Linked DNA regions of Homo sapiens: region 1 is linked to region 2. The links are chromatin loops, found by intact Hi-C in ENCODE. Cell type or tissue: chondrocyte. All regions are shown on one strand. Each heading gives the region's core, and the rest is flanking DNA. Links, peaks and the distances in the headings are about the cores only.

Region 1 (11,128 bases), core at 1,547-9,546, 800 kb before region 2:
CTGCCTGAGCATGTCCTCCTGTGTCCTGGGATCTGCCTTTGTCTGAATACCATTCCTCATCAGAATGCAGGGTAGGGGGGCCAAGTCCCTGTTGCCAGACCGATGACAGAGGGTCAGCTTTCTCCAAGCTACACGGTCCAGGGGAGGCCCACATCACCCAAGGACATAGGTCATCAACAGTGCAGGGAGTGAGAGAGAAAGAGAGGGAGAGAGAGAGAGAAAGAGGAAAATAAAAAGATAGAAACTGAGAGGGGGTAAAAGGAGAAAGACGAACAGAAAGAGACAGAGAGAGGGAAGAAGAGAGAGGGAAGAGAGGGGAAAGGAGGAAGAGAAAGAGGGAGAAAGAAAAGGAGGGGAGAGGGAGGGAAGGGGCTGAAAGGCAGAGAGGGGTGGAGAAACCCGTAGGTTATTTCCATAGGAGAAGGATTCATTCCAGGCTGAGGGTGGTAAAACATTCTGGCTTTTCAGGATTTAAATTTTCTCATAGCATGATGTCTACCTGACAACTTGAAGGACCTGCTTAAATAGGTGATAGAGGGGGAGAAAAGTATATTTTATTATAATACATTCCTTTTTTTATTTTTGAGACAAAATCTTGCTTTCTCACCCAGGCTGGAGTGCAGTGGCATGATCTCGGCTCACTGCAGTCTCCATCTCCTGGGTCCAAGCAATTCTCCTGCCTTACCCACCTGAGTAGCTGGGATTACAGGCATCCGCCACCATGCCTGGCTAATTTTTGTATTTTTTAGTAGAGACAGGGTTTTGTCATGTCGGCCAGGCTGGTCTCGAACTGCTGACCTCAGGTGATCCCCCTCCCTTGGCCTCCCAAAATGCTAGGGTTACAGGCGTGAGCCACTGTGCCCAGCCTATTATAATACATTCTTATATATGCTGTTTATTAGCTAAAAAAATCATTTTTTGTGTGTGTGTGGGGGTGCGGCGGGAACAGTGCTAACTTGATAGGGAATGAATTGTATCTCGTTTTTATTTTACATTTCTCTGAATTCCAAGGGTTGATTTACCTCCATTTTTACTAGTTGCCAGCATTCTATCAGATTTCTGTTTATGTCCTTTGCCCATTTATCCATTGAGAAGTAGTGTTTCTTATTGATTTGTAACTGCTTTTCATATTTTAAAGACATGGACTCCTTGTCTTATTCGTCACAATCTTTGTCCCCTAATTTGATGTGCATTGTATTTTGTTTAATTAATTATTTATTTATTTACTTTTTAACCTACAGAACAGCTTGCTAAACCTGTTTTTTTTGTACTCATCACTATTAAAATTATTCAGTAACCATATAAAGCATAATATTCTAAATAGCAAATTCATTGATTTTTAATTTTTTAAACTTTTTATTTTTTTGAGACAAGTTCTTCCTGTGTTCCCCAGACTGGGGTGCAGTGGTGCGATTTCGGCTCACTGCAGCCTTGAACCTCCTGGGCTCAAGCAATTCTCCCACCTCAGCCTCCCGTGTAGCTGCTAGTGCAGGCATACTACCATGCCTGGCTAATTGTTTTTTTTTTTTTTTAGAGATGGGGTCTCCCTATGTTACCCAGGCTGGTCTTGGCCTCCTGGGCTCAAGCAATCTGCCTGTCTCAGCCTCCCAAAGTGCTGGGATTGCAGGTGTAAGCCACCGTGCATTGCTCTAGTAGTCAAATAGACACTGAAAAGCTTTGAGGAGAGGGAAGGATGTGGGGAGGGAGAGGAGAAGAGAAAAAGAAAAGAGTAAACGAACAAAAAGAGAGGAGAAAGAGGAGGAAGGAGTGAAAGAGAAAGAGAAAGAAGTATAATCAGCCTCCCAACCTTCATGATACATCTCCAGCTCTGAGGCATCCAAAAACTCTGGAGATTTTTTGTTCTAACACAACTTGACCTCATTGTGTTCCCAGAGAAGAATCTAAGTGTGGCCTACTTAACAGCCCTTCTACTGGAAATGGGCCACTATTTTGGCCCTCCTGACAAACCAAGTCCTCATTGTTTGGTGAGGGAGACCATTCAAGGGCCCCTCCAGATTGGCTCAGGAGGGAGCCTAGAGGCAGAGGCACAGGAGGAAGCCCCTGATTCTCTCACGATGGGAGTGAATGTGTCAAGATCCTTTCAAAACCTGTCAGGGAATCATTCACCATGATGGGCACAGCCAGGGTCCCCAAGATTTGTTTCTTGATTAAAGACTGATTAGATATTTTTCATCCCGCTCCAAATGTCTACAACTTCAGGAATGTACTGCTAAGTCTGCTATCAGGGCCCTAAGGGCTAATGGCCACTCACCTGTTGGGTACCATCTTGAAATAGTCACCCAGAACTTGGGGGCCATTTTGAAATGGTTGCCCTAGAACTTGGGTGCCATTTTGGAATGGTTACCCAGAACTAGGGTGCCACCTTGAGATGGCTGCCCAGAACTTGGGGGTCACCTTCGAGTAGCCATCCAAGACTTGGGGACCGTCTTGGAATGGCTACCCAGAACTTGAAGGCCACCTTGGAACTCAGGGACCATGTAAGAATGGCCACCAAGAATCCAGAGGCCATCTTAGCATGGTAGCCCAGAAATCAGAGGCCATCTTGGAATAGCCACCCAGAACTTGGATGCCACCTTGGAATGGTTGCCCAGAACTTGGGGGCCACCCTGGAACTCAGGGGCCATCTTGCAATGGCTGCCTAGAACTTGGGGCCATCTTGGAATAGCCACCCAGAGCTTGGGGACCATCCTGGAATGGCTACCCAGAACTTGAAGGTCACCTTGGAACTCAGGGACCATCTAAGAATGACCACCCCAAATTCAGAGGCCATCTTGGAATGATAGCTCAGAACTCAGGGGCCATCTTGGAATGGCCACCCAGAACTTGGATGCCATCTTGGGATGACTACTAAGAGCTTGGGTGCCATCCTGAAATGGCTGCCTACAACTGGGGCGCCATCTTGGAGCTGCAGGATGACACATGGCCTTTCAGAGGGCAGAGAATCCTAGGACTGCCAGGAGAAGTGAAAGACACACAAAGGGAGTCACCAGGTCTACAACTACGGGGCCTTCAGGCATAGGGAGGGGGTCAGAATTCTCATGCACATTCGTTTCCTGATTGTCTCTTTAGGGACTTTCCAAAGAGACAGCGGTTTGGGCGGCGCTTGTGGAGTAGTAGGGGGATGAGATGTTCCGGCGAGGCTAGTCTACAGGAAGCTGCACAGCAAGGGGCCAGTGATGTGGCTGAGGCCCGTTGCTGTGTGAGGAGGTAGAAGGTTGGCAGGAGGGGGGGTCCCTTCTCCTTCTTCCTCCATGGACATCATGCAAAAAGCCATCGAAGCTCTTCCTGGTGGCATGCTGATATCTCCCACGTCCCCGGAGCCCACACACCCCATCCCTAGACCCTGAGAACATGTCCTGTAATCCGATGTGTGGCCCAGGCTGGGGGTTGGGGGAAAAGAGGCAAGAGGAACCCTTGCGAGGAGACTTACGTGAAGGCAAAGGCTACCAGGGCCCCACTGACCACTATGAAGTCGAGAATATTCCAGAGGTCACGGAAGTAGGCACCCTGATGCAGGACGAGCCCCAGGTCAATCATCTGTGGGGGAGAAGAGAGGGTGCTCAGAACCCCCACCTGATCCCCACCCTGGGGTGCTGCCACCCACTCTCTAGCCTCTCGGGGAGAGGCAGGGAAGCCAATGAGGCCACCTCATCTTGCAGGGATGGGCAGTGGCCAGAGGACTCCAGGGAGGAGTGGGGAGCCCCTGCCCCATGAGGCGGCCCCCCTTTGCCTGATGGAAGCCAGCTCTGGCTTGCCGGCTCTTAGATCCAAACTTTGGGATCCTCTTTGATGCCTCTTTGTCCCAAATCCCTCATTGGTGGCTCTATCAGCAAAACTCACTGGCTCTATTTCCAGAACCTTCCAAGAATCTGTCCACTTCTCACCTCTTCTTTGGTCACCAGCCTGATCCTGTCCCCGTCATCGCCCATGGGGACCAGTGTGATCACCTGCTCACAGGTCCTCTGGCTTCCCACAGATGCCAAAGGGCACCTGTGAACACCTGGATCAAGTCCCTCCTCTGCTCAGAACACTCTATGGCCCTCACCTCACTCAAAGTAAGAGCCGAAGAGCCCTCTCTGTGATCCCCGGCACAAGGTGCCCCCTCACCTCCCCACTCATCTCTCTGTCCTTCGTTTCCCCACTGTTCTCTCACTCCGCCCAGCCACACCAGCTTCCTTGCTGCTCTTCAAACACACCAGGCATTTCTAATCCTCTGGGAGACTCATCCTCTCAAGGGGGGCATTCTTGGAGGCTCAGGATCTCCTGGAATCCCAGCTCTTTTTTTTTTTTTTTTTTTTGACAGAGTCTCGCTGTGTCACCCAGGCTGGAATGCAGTGGCAAGATCTCGGCTCACTGCAGCCTCCACATCGGCTCATTGCAGCCTAGGGTTCAAGTGATTCTCCTGCCTCAGCCTCCCGAGTAGCTGGGATTACAGACATGTGCCACCATGCCCGGCTAATTTTTGTATTTTTAGTAGAGATGGGGTTTCACCATGTTGGCCAGGCTGGCCTCAACCTCCTGATCTCAAGTGATCTGCCTGCCTCAGCCTCCCAAAGTGCTGGGATTACAGGCATGATCCACTGTGCCCAGCCCTGCACTTGCTTAAAAAAAAAAATTACCGTGTGTTCTCACTTATAATCTGCACTCACCTTGATCACCATCTCAAAGGTAAAGACGCCTGTAAAAACGTAGTCAAAGTATCGCAGCACCTGTAAGGGATAAAAGCAAGAGAGCAGTGGATCACTGGCCTGTTCCAGCAGAGCCCCGGTAAAACTAACGATCGCCTACTGGGGAGCAGAGTTTCTACCCAGAAGAGGAAACACAGCTGCTATATACAGTTGCGCAGGGCGTGCACTGCACAAGGGCCCCTCCCATCTCTTTTCATACTGCAGATTTGTATGTTGTGAATGAAATTGTCCAGCAGATGGCAGCAAATCCTAACAAAAAAATCACTGTACTAGGCCAGTTCGCTAACCCACGGGAAGGGTACCTTTTAAAATTTGCCCCAAGCCCTGTAGTGGATTAGAAGCGGCCCCAGAGAAGTTCAGGGCTGACTGTATCCTTCTTGGTGATGGATCTAATCCCCCAGTACCCTTGCTTTCCTGGGCATCCTGGGCGAGAAATAGTTGCTACGTGGTTTTTTTAAACACTGGGGCCAACTTCCTGCCACGGCATCTCTTCCTGCTTCAAGGCCAGGCCCCTGCCAGGGTAGGTTGATTTTTCCTGTGCCCCTCCCCAGGCCTGATGTTTCTGCCTGGACGAGCAATGTCCTCTGGCCCAGCCCCTGTCCAGGACACACCATAGCACACCTCTGGTGTCACCCAGGCCTGAAGATGAGGGTGCGCCGGCACAGTGTCTGGCTGGTGCTAGACATGGGGTGGACACCGGCTGGGCACGGTGGCTCGAGCCTGTAATCCCAGCACTTTGGGAGGCTGAGGCAGGCAGATCACTTGAGGTCAGGAGTTCGAGACCAGCCTAACCAAATGGCAAAACCCCGTGTCTACTAAAAATATAAAAAATTAGCTGGGCATGGTGGCGTGTGCCTGTAATTCCAGCTACTTGGGAGGCCAAGGCGTGACAGTCACTTGAACGTGGGAGGCGGAGGTTGCAGTGAGCCGAGATCGTGCCACTGCACTCCAGCCTGGGAGACAGAGACTGTCTAAAAAAAAAAAAAAAAAAAAAATCAGATCCACCCAGAAGCTGCAAGGGCTGAGCATTACTGAACATGGCCACCAGAGGGCGCTGTGAACACCAAAGAAGTCAGGCACATCCTTCCCCTGCTTACAATCCTCCGTGGCTCCCACCTCATTCAGGGATAAAAGTCAAAGTCCTCCCCGAGGCCCTCAAGCCCCTGCACGATCTGACCATTCAGCTCCCTGCCCTCACTTCCTCTCATTCTCTCCCTTGCTCACTTCCTTTTGTTCCCCAAGATGCTTCCACCTCAGGGCCTTTGCACAGGCTGTTCTGTCTCTCTGGAATGCTTTCCCCCACATCCCATTTGATTCCGTCTTTCTCCTCCTTTATGACTTAGCTCAAATAACACTTTCCCAGTGAGGACTCCCCTGACCGGCTGTTTAAATTCCATCTCCTGGTGCTTGAGATCCTCTTTACGAAGTCTCTCCTTCCCTCTGCCCACCACACCCCCGGCCACTTATCACTCCCTGAACATTTGTTGTAGTTACTGATAATCTCATTGTCCATCTCCCCCACCCAAATGTCAGCCCCACAAGGACAGGGATGTCTGTCTGTCACCATGGCGTCTCCAGCTTATAATACAGGGTCAGGAATACAGTAGGTGCTCAAGAAATGTTTGTTGAATGAATGCATCAACAGTTGGGGCTGTACTGGGTCCTGGAGGAGCTGGGCTCTGTGATCTGTGTGGTTATAACTTATATTCCTGTTATATGTGGTGCTTGAAGAGGAATCAGAGACCAGAGTGCCTGGGGTCAGGGTGAGGTGACTTCCTGGAGGGAGGGGCTGGTGCAAGGGGATTGGCTTGAAAGACCTGGGTGGGCAGAGGGGATGGTGGTGGGAGAGTATTTCAGGTGCACGAGGCAGTGGGCACAGCCTGGTCAAAGGCCTGGTGGTTTGTGGGCTCTGGGAGTGCAGGGACCATCTCATACCCTGTCAATCCTCCCTGGCTCGCTCAGTACCTGGCACATAGTAGTTGCTTATCAAATACTTACTAAAGGAATGAATGGAAGGAAAGAAGGAAGAGAGGGAGCTGGGAAAGGGCAGGCCGTGGGGGTCAGGTGAATCTAATTCTGGAGCTCTTAATAAGCTGTGCAAGAGGAAATCAAAAGACCAATAAATTAGGTTCAAGTATTCCTAATACTTAGATCTTTTTCATCTATTTGAAAATGTTATTTCCTGTGGCTCAGTCTAATCCAAAAAAGTGCTTGATCTCATTCATTACAGGGAAATGCCAAGCACAACCCCAATAAGATCTCACTCCACACCCAGCAGATCGGCCAAATGAAACAGTCGACAGTACCAAGTGTTGACAAGGATGTGGAAGAACAGGAGTTCCCATGAGCTACTGGTGCAAGGGCCACTGCGTTCATTTATTTTTTAATTTTTTTTTGAGATGGTGTCTCACTCTGTCACCCAGGCTGGAGTGCAGTGGCACAATCTTGGCTCACTGGAACCTCTGCCTCCCGGGTTCAAGCAATTCTTCTGCCTCAGCCTCCAAGTGTCTGGGATTACAGGCGCATGCTACCACGCCCGGCTAATTTTTGTATTTTTAGTAGAGACCAGGTTTTACCATATTGGCCAGTCTGGTCTCGAACTCCTGACCTCACGTGATCTACCCACCTTGGCCTCCCAAAGTGCTGGGATTACAGGTGCGAGCCCGGCCCACTGTGCCCGGCCCACTGTGTTTATTTTTATTTATTTATATATATTTTGGAGACAGGGTCTCGCTCTGTCGCCAAGGCTAGAGTGCAGTGACGCCATCTTGGCTCACTGCAACCTCCACCTCCTGGGTTCAAGTGATTCTTGTGCTTCAGCCTCCCGAGTAGCTGGGATTACAGTTGTGTGTTACCACGCCCAGATAATTTTTGTATTTTTGGTAGAGACGGGGTTTCACCATGTTGGCCAGGCTGGTCTCAAACTCCTGACCTCAGGTGATCCACCCGCCTTGGCCTCCCAAAGGGTCACTGTGTTTATTGTCCAATAAACATTCAAGCTGCATTTACTGAGGCCAACCACTTGCAAATTATATGCTCTAGAAACTTCGCTTTTGGTTTATACCCTGGAGGAATTCTTATTTATTGAGACAGGGTCTCGCTCTGTCACCCAGGTTGGAGTGCAGTGGTATGAACATGGATCACTACAGCCTTGACCTTCCAGACCCAAGTGATCCTCCCACCTCAGCCTCCCAAGTGGCTGGGACCACAGGTGTGCACCACCACGCTCGGTTAATTAAAAAAAAAAAAATTTTTTTTTTTTTTGGTAGAGGTGGGGGTCTCACTATGTTGCCCAAGCTGGTCTTGAACTCCTGGCCTCAAGCATTGCTCCCACCTTGGCCTCTCGAAGTGCTGGGATTATAGGCGTGAGCCACTGCATCTGGCCTCCTGGAGAAATTACTGTCCAGGTGACTCAGGAAACATGTTGAGGGGCGTGGCATGGGGACAGTATTCACACTTAGAAACAACCCAAACATCTGTCAACAGGGGATGGATAACACATCCCATGCCACACAGTAAATCTCAAAACAGCATCATAAAGAATGCTCATTGACCGGGCGTGGTGGCTCACGCCTGTAATCCCAGCACTTTGGGAGGCCAAGGCGGGCGGATCACTTGAGGTCAGGAGTTTGAGACCAGTCTGGCTGATAGTGTGAAACCCCGTCTCTACTAAAAATACAAAAATTAGCCGGGTGTGGTGGCGCCTGCCTGTAGTCCCAGCTACTCTGGAGGCTGAGGCAGGAGAATCGCTTAAACCCGGGAGGCGGAGGTTGCAGTGAGCCAAGATTGCACCACTGCACTCCAGCCTGGGTGACAGAGCAAGACTCCATCTCAAAAAAAAAAAAAAAAAAAAGAATGCCCATCAATCCTGCAAAAGCAACATGTACTCATTTAATGCGAAGCATAGAAGTGTCTCATTTATTGAATGTTACAGAAGAGCAAACATAAATTCAGTTTTTAAGAATTGGCCAGTGTTGGCCAATTACAGGCATGTAAGAATTGGAATTACATGCCTGTAATTCCAGAGCTCTGGGAATCTGAGGAGGGAGGATTGCTTGAGGTCAAGAGTTCGAGACCAGCCTGGCAACATAGCGAGGCCCGTTTCTACAAGCATTTAAAAATTAGCTGGGTGTGGTGGTGCATGCCTGTGGTCCTAGCTACCTGGGGGGCTGAGGTGGGAGGATCACTTGAGCCCGGGACGTTGAGGCTGCAGTGAGCCATGATCACGTTACTGCACCCCAACCTGGGCGACAGAGAGAGACATTGTCTCTTAAAAAAAAAAAAAAAAAAAGCCTGTGCAGGTGGGAAAAAGAGAGAAGCCAAAAACGCTCATTCCAGAAGCTGGGGTCGTGGTTACCGGTAAGGCAGGGTTTCTCAAGCTGGGCTCTGTGGACATTTGGGTCTGGATCATCCTCTAGAGTGGGGGCTGTCCTGGGCATCGGCGGGTGCTGAGCAACATCCCTGGCCTCCACCCACCAGATGCCAGGAGCACCTCCCCCCTCCTGTCGTGACAACCAAAAATGTCTCCAGACAGTGTCCCCAGCAGCTCTAGAGGGAAAGAAGGCGGTGGGGGTGGGGGATCGAGGAGGCACATGCCGCGTGGGGCGTTTTTGTTCTATTTCTTGCCCTGGATGGTGGTTACGTGGTGTGAACGTTATGGGGCCACAGTGTTCTTGTAGAGAAGTTTCGACTGCGAGATGGACGAGGGAGGGGGCCGGGGAGCTGAACGCTCTTTGCAAACAGTCCCTGGGGCCTGGTCTGAGCACTGCCTAGATTCCCTTCAGCCCTGGGAGCTGCCGTGCCCCCTGGATCATCCATGCCTGTGCCCTCCCTGCCGAAGGCAACGCCTTCTTCAGCATCCTCGCGTCAGCAGGGGGTTTGTGGACCCCTCCAGGGACACCTCCTCCCCACGCCTGGCTCCTGGAGGCCCCTGGGGGAAACCAGGCTGCGGGAAGCAACTAAGCGGACTGTGAGGAGGCTGAGCACTGGCTCTAGCTTCCTCCAGGAGCTGCGTTCTAATTATTTCCTTCCATCTCCCCCATCAGGTCCCCAGGGGGGCCTGCCAGGCCTGGGAAGGAAGGGAAAGTGCATGGTAAGCTGTGGGCGGGCTTGAGGGATGGGGCTCGCCAGCTTTGCCTGGGTCCTAACCTACTTAGCCAGGGCAGCAGAGCCTTGGACCAGCAGAAAACACACTTTTTTGGCTCTGGGTTGGGAGGGAAGGGTTGGGGGAGGGAGCTGGGGAGGGAAACAGGAGCCACCAGTCCACCCTCTACCAGGCCCTGGGGTCAAGCCTCTGCCCGCAGCCCATGACTGAGGCACGCCCTTGCCTGTTGGTGCCTCGGTTTCCCCATCTCAACCACAAGCATGCACTCATTCCTGCTTGTCAGGACTCAAAGGGGCTATGCACACCCATCCGTAGCATACAGTAGGTGATTAGTAAATGCAGACAGTTGGGGGAAGCAGTGGGAGCTTTGGGGGATGCAGAGTTGGAATTCTGCTGTGTGACCCTGGACAGGCCACTTACCACTCTCTCATTCCCCTGAGCCTCAGTTTTCCCATCTGTCAAATGGGGATGCCTGGGCGGGGGGTTGGGGGGGCGCATTGTGAGGATTAAATGAGATACTGCATGCTGAGTTTCTTCCTGGGACACAGCAAGTGCTCAATTAACAGGGGTTGTCAACAGACCCACCATCCGCAAAGGGGCTTGCTTTCATAAAAACCAAAAGCTTAGGCTGTGTTTCTGAGCCAAATAGTTGTTTCTTTCAAAGCTTCGTGTACAAAGGGAAATGTCTACTGCGGAGGGGACCACCTCTGAGCACCGCCCCTGCCCCAGTAACCCCCCTATTCCATGTAGAGAATGTGCAACATCCATATCCTGCTAGTCTCACGCCTCCATTAGAGAATCCAGCAATTTTCAGCCCCAGTCACTCTGGGCCACCTCCACCCCACCAGGCTCACAGAGAAACTGCCTCAAGGAATGTCTTGCTCCCAAGAGCATCCCCAAGGAATCAGAGCTTCCCCTCTCAACCAGCAGCCATAAGGGCTATGCCTAGGGGTGACCCCAACATCCCACCCTACCTATGAGCATTTTGGATGCAGGAGAAAGTGGCCTGAGGCAGAGCAGCCAGGCTAGGAAGGGGTGTGCTCTGTGGGACTCACGTTGTTCCGAGGTGCGTTGGGCTGCACAGGGTCCTCGGCGGCCAGGGCGATGCTGCTCATGGCAATGACCATGAGGATGCACATCTCAAAGTAGCGCAGGTTCAGGATGTAATGGCACAGGCGGCGAAGGCTGTTGGAGACAGATGGGCGTGCAGAGGTCCACTCAGACCACAGGCTCACAAACCCTTTTCTTCCATAATCTCATGTTACCTACCACTACTGAGATCTCCAACCCCCAAGGCCTCCTACACAACAAACTA
Region 2 (11,128 bases), core at 1,207-9,206:
AAGTGTTGGGATTACAGGTGTGAACCACTGTGCCCAGCTAAACATCTTTTTTTAGTGTTATTTTATTTATTTATTTATTTAGAGACAGGGTCTTTCTCTGTCACCCAGGCTGGAGTGTATTGGCATTATTATAGCTTACTGCGGCCTCAAACTCCTAGGCTCAAATGATCCTCCCACCTCAGGCTCCCAAGTGCCTGGGCCTACAGACACAAACCACCATACCCAGCTAATTTTAAAAAATGTCTTCTTTCCTTCATTCCTTCCCTCCTTCCTTCCTTCTTTCCCTCCCTCCCTCCCTCCCTTTCTTTCTCTCTTTCCTTCTTTCTTTCTTTCTTCCTTTCTGCAGAGACAGGGTCTCCCTATATTACCCAGGCTGGTTTCAAGCAATCCTCCTGCCTCGGCCTCCCAAAGTGTTAAAATTACAGGTGTGAGCCACCGTGCCTGGCTGGGATAAACACCTTGGCTTCACTCTCCTCTCTTTCATCAGGTGACCCCAAGGAAGCCAGAGGGGAAGGAAGGTGAAACAGAAGTCTGAGAAGGGGTGCTTGTGAAGTAGAAGGAAATCAGGAGGGGGTGGTGTACCCAAAGACCAAGGAGCTAATGAAGAGGAGGACAGGGAATGAAGTCAGTGATTGAATCTGCCAAACGGACATCATAGGTGCTCTTGTCAGAAAAAGCTCCCAGAAGCCGGGCGCGGTGGCTCATACCTGTAATCCTGGCACTTTGGGAGGCTGAGGCGGGCAGATCATGAGGTCAGGAGTTCGAGACCAGCCTGGCCAACATGGTGAAACCCCGTCTCTACTAAAACTACAAAAAAATTAGCTGGGCGTGGTGGCACACGCCTATAATCCCAGCTACTCCAGAGGCTGAAGCAGGAGAATCGCTTGAACTCAGGAGGCGGAGGTTGCAGTGAGCCAAGATCACACCACTGCACTCCAGCCTGGGCAACAGAGTGAGACTTCGTCTCAAAAAAGAAAAAGAGCCCTTTCATCAATCTTCCCGCGTCCGCCGATTCCTCCTCCTTGGTCGCCGCGTCCTTGGCTGGCGTCAGAAAAATGGCTACAAACTTCCTAGCACATGAGAAGATCTGGTTTGACAAGTTCAAATATGACGACGCAGAAAGGAGATTCTATCAGCAGATGAACAGGCCTGTGGCAGGTGCCTCCCGCCAGGAGAACGGCGCCAGCGTGATCCTCCATGACATTGTGAGAGCCAGAGAGAACATCCAGAAATCCCTGGCTGGAAGCTCAGGCCCCGGGGCCTCCAGTGGCCCCAGCGGAGACCACAGCGAGCTCGTTGTCCGGATCGCCAGTCTGGAAGTGGAGAACCAGAGCCTGCGTGGCGTGGTACAGGAGCTGCAGCAGGCCATCTCCAAGCTGGAGGCCCAGCTGAACGTGCTGGAGAAGAGCTCGCCTGGCCACCGGGCCACGGCCCCGCAGACCCAGCACGTGTCTCCTATGCGCCAAGTGGAGTCCCCGGCCAAGAAGCCAGCCTCACCAGCAGAGGATGACGAGGATGATGACATCGACCTGTTTGGCAGCGACAATGAGGAGGAGGACAAGGAGGCGGCACAGCTGCGGGAGGAGCGGCTACGGCAGTACGCGGAGAAGGCCAAGAAGCCTGCATTAGTGGCCAAGTCCTCCATCCTGCTGGATGTCAAGCCTTGGGACGATGAGACGGACATGGCCCAGCTGGAGGCCTGTGTGCGCTCTATCGAGCTGGACGGGCTGGTCTGGGGGACCTCCAAGCTGATGCCCGTGGGCTACGGTATCCGGAAGCTACAGATTCAGTGTGTGGTGGAGGACGACAAGGTGGGGACTTACTTGCTGGAGGAGGAGATCACTAAATTTGAGGAGCACGTGCAGAGTGTCGATATCGCAGCTTTCAACAAGATCTGAAGCCTGAGTGTGTGTATGTGTGCGCGTGCGTAAGGCCCTGCCACGATTAAAGACTGAGACCGGCAAAAAAAAAAAAAAAAAAAAAAAAGAAAAAAAAAAGAAAGAAAGAAAAGAAAAAGAAAAAGAAAAAAATGTTCCCGTGAAAGGGGGCCAAGAACCCAGCCCAGTTGGCATGGCTGGAGGAAGGACCAGGAGATGATGCAGTGGGGAAGGTGCTATAGAGAAAACTTTTTCCCAGAAGTATACAGCTTATTTATTTATTTATTTATTTATTTATTTTGAGACAGAGTTTTGCTCTTGCTGCCTAGGCTAGAGTGCAGTGGCGCGATCTTGGCTCACTGTAACCTCCACCTCCCAGGTTCAAGTGATTCTCCCACCTCAGCTTCCCGAGTAGCTGGGATTACAGGCGCCCACCACCAGGCCTGGCTAATTTTTTTTTTGTATTTTTAGTAGAGACGGGGTTTGGCCATGCTGGCCAGGCTGGTTTCGAACTGCTGACCTCAGGTGATCCTCCCGCCTCGGCCTCTCAAAGTGCTGGCATCACGGGCATGAGCCTCCATGCCCGGCCGGTAACTGTATTTTTCCTTCTGGGCACCCCAGAATGGTGGGGTTGGGGGCAGGTTCTGGGAAGAGTCTGCTTCCATTAGGGGGAAAGTGGAAAACGTCCCTAGGGGAGGGTGGCCCGCGCAAGGGCATCGATCCTGCCCTTGAACCGCATGATCCGGCCCCAGCTGCTCTTTCCCCCTACCCTGGACGCCTCCTGTTTCCTGTCTGGGCCTCCCCAGGCGCCCGGGCCCAAGGTGACCGCCTTTCAACTGCAACCGCTAAGCTGCGCCCACGGCGCACTGTGTCCGTCTCTCCCTCCTCCCTCAATCCGGGAGTGCCCTTGGCAGCGGACACCTCCCGGATTTTTCCGGGAGGAGAGGGGAAGCCGCTTCTCGGCTTGGCGTGGGGGCAGTGGTGCGCGGCTGGGAACCTCGCTGAGCCCAAGCATTGGTAGGGAGACCCCAGCGGCCAGTAAGGCGGCTCCTGGCGCCCCCTCGGGCCGGAGCTGTGCGCTGCAAGGCTGGATCGGAGGGAGGGCCCAGGGGCCTGAGGAGTCGCTGCCTGCCGGCTGGCACGACCAAGCGGGACTGCCCGGGTCCCGAAAATACGGCTTCGGGGGACACCTCACCAAGCGGCTAGTGGTTCAGAACCCCAGTCCGACGCGCTGCTGGGCCCAGTCTCCGGGACGATGACGGGGACATGGCTCTGAAAAAGTGCCAGGGTGCGCTCAGTAGAACCCAGCACCCAGAATGGCCCCCCAGAGAGCGGGGCCGGGTCTAGGGAAGCCCTCTTCCAAGAAGTCCCGTGCCCTGAGGTGACTGGGCGCGCTAGTTGATGAAACTGAGTGCCCCACCGAGGCGCCCCTGTCCCGAGGGCGGGGCCAGGGCGGGGCGGGAGTCCTCCTGGCAGGTGCCGGGGGCGGTGCCCGGCCCTGCCCCCGGGGGCCGTTCCTGGAGGCCAGAGGCGGGTCAGAGAAGCCGCCGGTGCGGGCGACGCCTTGGAACCCACGGCCGCCACTGCCGCCACAGGTGCCTCACAGTGCCCTCTGTCCTCGCTCTGGGAATCAAAACCCCGGTTGGGAACTGAGGCTTCCGAACTGCTTCCAACCCTGGACACGAAGGCCCCCACCGGCCGGAGAACGAAACCCTGGGGTCGTCTGAAGAGGAGGGCCAGGAGTCCCCAGGGCCAGACAGCGAAGCCCCAGAGCTGCTGCGGAGCTGAACACCGAGGTCCCCAAGCCCTCCGCAAAGGACGTGGAGATCCTGGAGCAAGAGAGCGAAGTCCTCGAGCCATCAGTCGAGCAGGACGCAGAGAGCCCCGGGCTGTCCACAGCTGCGGGCTTTGAGAGTCCTGAGCCAGGCAGAGACGACCCTGGGCCGTCCGAAGCGCAAAGGGCGGAGGTCCAGGGGCAGCATCCCCCTCCAGGCCCTAAGACCTCCTCCTCCAGGTCAGGCTCGGAAGCCCCCCACCTGCGTTTTCCGCCGTGCCCCGAGGCTCCCCAGCGTCCCCCGGAGGAGCGGTTCATGGAGACGCCCATCGAGCGCGAAATCCGCCGCAGCTGCGAACGCGAGGAGAGCCTGCGCCGGAGCCGGGGCCTGAGCCCGGGCCGCGCAGGCCGTGAACTCGTCGAGCTGCGCGTGCGGCCGGTGCTCAACCTGCCGGGTCCTGGCCCCGCGCTCCCGCGCGCCCTGGAGCGGGCGCGGGCGGGCGCGCAGATGCAGCGGGACATCGAGCGGGAGGCCCACCGGCAGGCGGCGCTGGCGCGCCCCGCGGTCCCCGAGCCGCGCGCCCGGTCGCCGCCGCAGCCGCTGGGCGAACTCAAGCGCTTCTTCGAGGCCGCGGCGGGGAGCGGCTCCTCGGCGGGGGCGGGGGACGGCGCGGGCCCGCAGAGGCTGCCAGAGCCTGGGGGACGGCCGCGCTCGGCCGTGCAGGGCGGGTGCCGGGTGCTGGGCAGCGCCCCGCCGCCTTTCACTCCGTCACTGCTGGAGCAGGAGGTGCGCGCCGTGCGCGAGCGCGAGCAGGAACTGCAGCGCCAGCGGCGCAGCGTCTATGGCACCGCGGAGTTCAAGGAGCCTACGCCGAGCCTCACCGGTAAGCCGCGGGCGTAGCAACGCCGGGACCCCCAGGGTTCCAGCCGCCCCCACCGATTGCCCAACTTCAGTGGCCCCTCCTGTGGCCCTCCGATTCTCGGGGTCTCTCCCTCCAAGCTCCCAGACCCCCTCTCAATTTTGTCTCTTGCCTACCCCTTCTGGAGCTCCATTACTCGCTGTGATCCACCCCTCCACCGGGAGTGATGGACTCTCTGATCCACACCACCCAGGCTGCGCGGGGGTGGGGGCATTCCAGATGTCTTCCTTTTTGTCGGGTTCCAGGGAACCCTGACTGGGTTCTGGCACTCCTGGGTCCTCCCTCTGAATTTTCGGGCTCCTGCTTCTCCATTCTGGGTTCACCTCCCTCCTCCCTCGGGTTCCTGGGTGCCTGGAGTTGAATGGAGGCTTTCATGGGGAGGCGGAGGGTGAACGCCTGTGTGTGTTTAAGGGGTGCGGCCGGCCTTTCATCCTGGCTGCCGCCAGCTGGTGAGCTGAGCGCCCCTTCCCCCGCAGCGAGCAGGGGCGACGGAAAGTTGGTGGTGATCTGGCCCCCCCGCAGAAAGGTCTCGGAGAACGGCCTGGAGCAGGTGGGAGCCCCCTTACCCGTGTGCCTCTAGCGCTTGTCGGTCCCCCCACCCCTCCGGTGCCAGGACGCTTGGTGGGGAAAAGTGCATCCTCCCTGGAGGGCCACTCTGGTCAGAACTCAGTCTGGGACGCATCCCCGGGGTGAAGAGGAGACGGTGGTCTTGAGGCCCAAACCGCCACCCCGAGCCTGGATGCAGTGCGCAGGTCCCTGAGGCCGGCCTTCCTTCTGGTCCTCTGTCCCCAGGAGGAGCGCAAACCTTGAGGTTTGAAAAGGCTGGGACCCCCGGCCGGAAGTAACGTACGCGTCAGAGGAACAGGGCGGGGGGCGTCTAGCATTAGGCCTGGAGAAGGGTCGGCTCTCTGCATTGGGGAAGATGAAATCGACTTGCCTTTGTGAAATTGACCAGCCCCCTCTATAAAACTTACAGTCCCCCATTGGGAAACTGACCACCACCCACAACTCCGCCAGTGAAACTGCCCAGCCCTTCTCTGCCTAATTGCAAACTGAACTACCCTCTCCCTTGACTGTTAAGAGGGCCGGAGTTACCGCCTCGATTGCCCCACTCCCCCCACCCCCAATAAAGCCTCTTCTTTCAGGGCACTGCAGCCTGTTTTTTTCTGGGTCCTCTTCGTCTGGGGTGGGGCGGGAGCACGGCGGGCCGAGGGAGGCCCGAGAAAACCCCAAGAGGTGCGGGCCGGAATGCGGGAATGCGCCCTTACCGCCCTGCTCTGGGGCTGCCCGCCTCCCCCGGCACGGCCAGACACGGCCTGGCCCAGGTCCTACCGCCCCCTGGCGGCCCGGGCGCAAAATGTGGCGCGCTTACCGAGTTCACACCCTCTCGTTTCCAGGCTTCCTCGTCAACATTTATTGGTGCCAACGATGTGCCCTGCGCTGGGCACTGGCTAGACAGTGGTGATAAGAGGCTGTTCCTACCCTGGGAACGTAAACAATAGCTACTAAAAAAAAGAGGTGGTGAGGGTTCAGGCTTCTCAACATTATTAGTTCCTAATGATCACCGTTCTTCTTGACCTCATGGGTCCTCACTATGAGACGTGCTCATTCGTGGTGTTGGGTCAAGAGTTTCTGCTTTCCAAAAGCATCCGTGGCCGGGCGCGGTGGCTCACGCCTGTAATCCCAGCACTTTGGGAGGCCGACGTGGGTGGATCAGTTGAGGCCAGGAATTGGAGACGAGCCTGGCCAACACGGTGAAACCCCGTCTCTACTAAAAATACAAAATATTAGCCGGGCGTGGTGGTGCATGTCTGTAATCCAGCTACTCAGGAGGCTGAGGCATGAGAATCACTTGAACCCAGGAGGCGGAGGTTGCAGTGAGCCAAGAACGGGCCACTGCACTCCAGCCTGGGTGACACAGTGAGACTCTGCCTCAAAAAAATAAAAAAGGCAACTGAAACCTGGCTTTTAAGAGAGAAATCTGCATTTTTATGATTGTGACTATTTAGGAAAAACTTTTTTTTTTTTTTGAGACAGTTTTGCTCTGTCACCCAGGCTGGAGTGCAGTGGTGCGATCTCAGCTCACTACAACCTTTGCCTCCTGGGCTCAAGCAATTCTCCTGCCTAAGCCTCCCGAGTAGCTGGAATTACAGGTGCACATCACCACACCGGCTAATTTATTGTATTTTTAGTAGAGATGGGTTTTCACCATGTTGTCCAGGCTGGTCTTGAACTCCTGGCCTCAAGTGATCTGCCGGCCTCAGCCTCCCAGTTTTTTCTAGGCGCCCTGCCTAGAAAAAACTTTTAAAGTTGTGCGGGAGGAGAGGAAGGAAGGAAGTTGGCAAGCAACAACTGTTTGCAATAGGGCCTGTGGCTGTCAATTTGCAAGCTCTGGTTAATTTCTCTCCCCTGGATGGGGGTTCAAGAGGGTGGGTGAACACCCTAAATTGTCTCTAAAACTGTATCTGCACAGTTAACATTCTGGGACTATTTTTACAGTGTCTTAGAAGTGCACTGAGGGCCTGGCGCGGTGGCTCACGCCTGTAATCCCAGCACTTTGGGAGGCCAAAGCAGGTGGATCACGAGGTCAGGAGATCAAGACCATCCTGGCTAATATGGTGAAACCCCATCTCTACTAAAAATACAAAAAAAAAAAAAAAAATTAGCCGGGCGTGGTGGTGGGTGCCTGTAGTCCCAGCTACTCAGGAGGCTGAGGCAGGAGAATGGCGTGAACCCGGGAGGTGGAGGTTGCAATGACCCGAGATTGCACCACTGCACTCTAGCCTGGGTGACAGAACAAGACTCCATATTAAAAAAAAAAAAAAGAAGTGCACTGAGGACCAGACATGGTGACTCATGCCTGTAATTCTAGCACTTTGGGAGGCCAAGGCAGGAGGATTGCTTGATCCCAGGAGTTCAAGACCAGCTTGGGCAACATAGCGAGACACTGCCCCACCCCATCTCTACAAAAAATTAACCGGGTGTGGTGGCATGTGCCTGTGGTCCCAGCTACTCTGGAAGCTTAGCAGGAGATCGCCTGAGCCTGGGAGGTTGAGGCTACAGTGAGCTATGATTGAACCACTGCACTCCAGCCTGGGTGAGAGTGAGATCTGTAACCTAAGAAAAAAAAAAAATTCACTAAGACCAGAAAAGGGGAGACCCAGGAAGTTTAAATTTAAAAATGTTTTCAATTTTGGAGACAAGTCTTGTTCTGTCACGCAGGCTGCAGTGCAGTGGCATGATCACAGCTTACTGTAACCTTGATCTCCTGGGCTCAAGTGATCCTCCTGCCTCAGCCTCCTGAGTAGCTGGGACTACAGGTGTGAACCACCACACCCAACCCAGGAACATTTTAGAATCGCTGTTTCAACTCTTGGCTCTTGAGATCGTGTCACTGCACTCCAGCCTGGGTGACAGAGCGAAACTCTGTCTTAAACAAAAACAAATTCTTGGCTCTGTCCAACTCTGTCTCTTGTATAGGGGCATCAAATGTCTAGTGAAATCCATATGCATAAAATACAGAGAGGTCATGCTGATACAAGGCTGCACCCAAGAGCAGCTCAGCCCATGAAGGGCTCATCAGCTGACCCCATCCTCAGCCCAGTGACCCCATCCTCAGCATACTTCACTGTGACTGTGGGAGCTATGTAGAGAAAGGCGGAGAGAGCCTGGGAAGGTGGAAAATGGAAACACCTAGAGGCTGGTCTTAATTTCCAGCAGGGGAGCCAAGAACTAAGTATGTCATGAGTGGACAGGGGCCGGGCATGGTGGCTCATGCCTGTAATCCCAGCACTTTGGGAGGCCAAGGTGGGTGGATCACCTGAGGTCAGGAGTTTGAGACCAGCCTGGCCAACATGGTGAAAACCCATCTCCACTAAAAATACAAAAATTAGGCCTGGTGCAGTGGCTCATGCCTGTAATCCCAGCACTTTGGGAGGCTAAGGCGAGTGGATCACCTGAGGTCAGGAGTTCGAGATCAGCCTGGCCAACATGGAGAAACCCCATCTCTACTAAAAATCAAGAAATTAGCCAGGCATGGTGGCGCATGCCTGTAGTCCAAGCTACTCAAGAGACTGAGGCAGGAGAATCACTTGAACCCAGGAGGCAGAGGTTGCAGTGAGCCCTGAGATTGCACCACTGTACTCCAGCCTGGGTGACAGAGCGAGACTCCATCTCCAAAAAAAAAAGAGTGGACAGGACTACTTAAGTATAGATGAGGGATTCTCTAACTTTTCTGAATATTAAACTCAACTGAGGCCCCCATATGTCAAGTAAATCAGAATGGGGGAAGGGCTTGACATCAGTATTTTTTGAAGCTCCCAGGTGATTACAATATACAGCTGAGTCTGAGAACCATGAAGTAAATATAAACCAGCAGTTCTCAATGTAGTGGCACCAGGACCAGCAGTATCCGCAATGCTTGGGGAATTGCTAGACATGCGCCTTCCAGGGGCCAGGTGTGGTGGCTCATGCCTATAATCACAGCACTTTGGGAGGCTGAGGTGGGATAATTGCTTGAGTCTGGGAGTTCAAGACCAGTGTGGGCAATATAGCAAGACAAAGTCTCTACCAAAAAAAAAAAAGAGAGAGAGAAAAAAAAGCACTTTCTTGGGTCTCATCCCAGACTTAATGATCAAACTCTCCATGTGATTCTGATGCACACTAGGAAGTTTGAGAATCAAGGGTGTAGAAAGCTGCTCAGCAACAGGACCCAGGAAACAAAGCTTGTTTCCTTCCCCTTCCAGTACTGTACTGTCACCACCCACCCGAAACCCTGTCTTAAGAGACAGTGGATTTGACTTAAAGGAGACCGTCTAGAGCTGCTTGTGGCTAGTCTGAATTGAGATATGTTGTAAATGTGAAATGCTAGATTTCTTTTCCTTTTTTTTTTTTTTTTTTTTTTTGAGATGGAGTCTTGCTCTTGTTGCCCAGGCTGGAGTGCAATGGCACGATCTCGGCTCACTGCAACCTCCATCTCCTGGGCTCAAGCGGTTCTCCTGCCTCAGCCTCCAGAGTAGCTGAGATTACCAGCACCTGCCACCATGCCCGGCTAATTTTTGTAGTTTTAGTAGAGATGGGGTTTCGCCATGTTGGCCAGGCTGGTCTCAAACTCCTGACCTCATGATCTGCCTGCCTCGGCCTCCCAAAGTGCTGGGATTACAGGTGTGAGCCACTGCATCTGGCTTTTTTTTTTTTTTTTCAGATGGAGTCTCGCTCTGTTGCGCAGGCTGGAGTGTAGTGGTGCGATCTCGGCTCACTGCAACCTCCATCTCCCAGATTTAAGCGAGTCTCCTGGCTCAGCCTCTTGAATAGCTGGGATCACAGGCGCCCACCACCACACCCACCTTTTTTTTTTTTGTTTTTTTTTTTTGCATTTTTAGTAGAGACAGGATTTTGCCATGTTGGCCAGGCTGGTCTCGAACTCGTGACCTCAAGTGACCCACCTGTCTCGGCCTCCCAAAGTGCTGGGATTATGGGCATGAGCCACCATGTCCGGCCAAGATTTCTAAGACAGTACAAAAAAGGAAAATACCTCAATAATTTTTTTACATGGATTATACATTGAAATAATATTTTGGGTATAACAGGTTAAATAAAATATCACGAAAATGAATCTAACCTCTTAATTTTTTATTTTTTATTTTTTTTTGAGACGGAGTCTCGCTGTGTCACCCAGGCTGGAATGCAGTGGTGCGATCTCGGCTCACTGCAAGATCCACCTCCCGGGTTCACGCCATTCTCCTGCCTCAGCCTCCCGAATGGCTGGGACTACAGGCGCCTGCCACCACGCCCGGCTAATTTTTTGTATTTTTAGTAGAGACGGGGTTTCACCGTGTTAGCCAGGATGGTCTCAATCTCCTGACCTCGTGATCCGCCTGCCTCAGCTTCCCAAAGTGCTGGGATTATAGGCATGAGCCACGGCGCCTGGCCCTAACCTCTTAATTTTTTTATGTGGTTACTAGAAAATTTGAAACTACATACGTGATTTGCGTTTGCAGCTCACTTGATATTTCCATTGGACCCCACGAGTCTAAAGAATCTTAAAGGCCGGGCAGGGTGGCTCATGCCTGTAATCCCAGCACTTTGGGAGGCCGAAGCGGGAGGATAGCTTAAGCCAGGAGTTCGAGACCAGCCTGGTCAACATAGGAAGAACCCCCCCCTTCTCTACAATAATAATAATAATATAATAATAATAATAAAATAGGGGCATCGTCGCTGCCTGTACTCCCAGCTGCTTAGGAGGCCGAAGTGGGAGGATCACTTGAACCCAGGAGTTAGAGTTTGCAGAAGTTGGAGGTTCCAGGATTGCGCCATTGCACTCCAGCCTGGGTGACAGAGCAAGACCCTTCCCTCCCCCCGAAAAACATCTTAGAGCCACAGGAAAACTCACAGGGACTCCCTCAAAGCGGTATCAGGGAGCATCAGGATTTCCTTGATGTCATTCAGACCACAGCTGTGGACTAAAAAACATCCTTGATGCAGTCAGAAATTGTCACCAGAAATACCCATGGAAGAGCAATAGTGGCCGGGCGCGGTGGCTCACGCCTGTAATCCCA

What was found. A loop is a pair of places that touch in the nucleus more often than their neighbours do. Peaks named below come from ENCODE experiments on the same cell type or tissue, not always from the same donor. Only the 100,000 strongest peaks of a DNase experiment are listed, where the experiment ranks them.
Region 1: it touches region 2 in a loop (6-fold over the local background); 3 of 110 quality-filtered maps call a loop at or near these places.

The regions. Positions count from the first base shown.
Region 1 is chr19:13,272,399-13,283,526 of GRCh38, forward strand. It overlaps CACNA1A (calcium voltage-gated channel subunit alpha1 A), which reads right to left. Exons shown (of 47, transcript NM_001127222.2): 22 at 10,869-10,998; 23 at 4,671-4,730; 24 at 3,452-3,558. Among named protein-coding and RNA genes, the nearest start is that of IER2, 130 kb to the left of the region's middle. RefSeq lists enhancers at 2,606-3,805, 2,906-2,985, 3,006-3,075, 3,096-3,145, 5,244-5,413 and a silencer at 4,864-4,923. In chondrocyte, for the core only: CTCF peaks have their summits at 4,940 (motif pointing right), 5,774 (motif pointing right) and 5,977; no DNase peak of the experiment used is centred there.
Region 2 is chr19:14,069,343-14,080,470 of GRCh38, forward strand. It overlaps MISP3 (MISP family member 3), which reads left to right and starts at 3,444. Exons shown (of 3, transcript NM_001291291.2): 1 at 3,444-4,535; 2 at 5,048-5,121; 3 at 5,364-5,720. The coding sequence starts at 3,968. The coding sequence ends at 5,381. MIR1199 (microRNA 1199) reads left to right here and starts at 4,019; the gene lies at 4,019-4,137. It also overlaps the pseudogene EEF1DP1. RefSeq lists silencers at 3,263-3,432, 4,003-4,412, 5,835-6,070 and an enhancer at 4,600-5,120. In chondrocyte, for the core only: CTCF peaks have their summits at 2,927 (motif pointing left), 3,130, 4,099, 5,902 (motif pointing left) and 2 weaker places; DNase peaks (open chromatin) are centred at 5,117 and 5,889.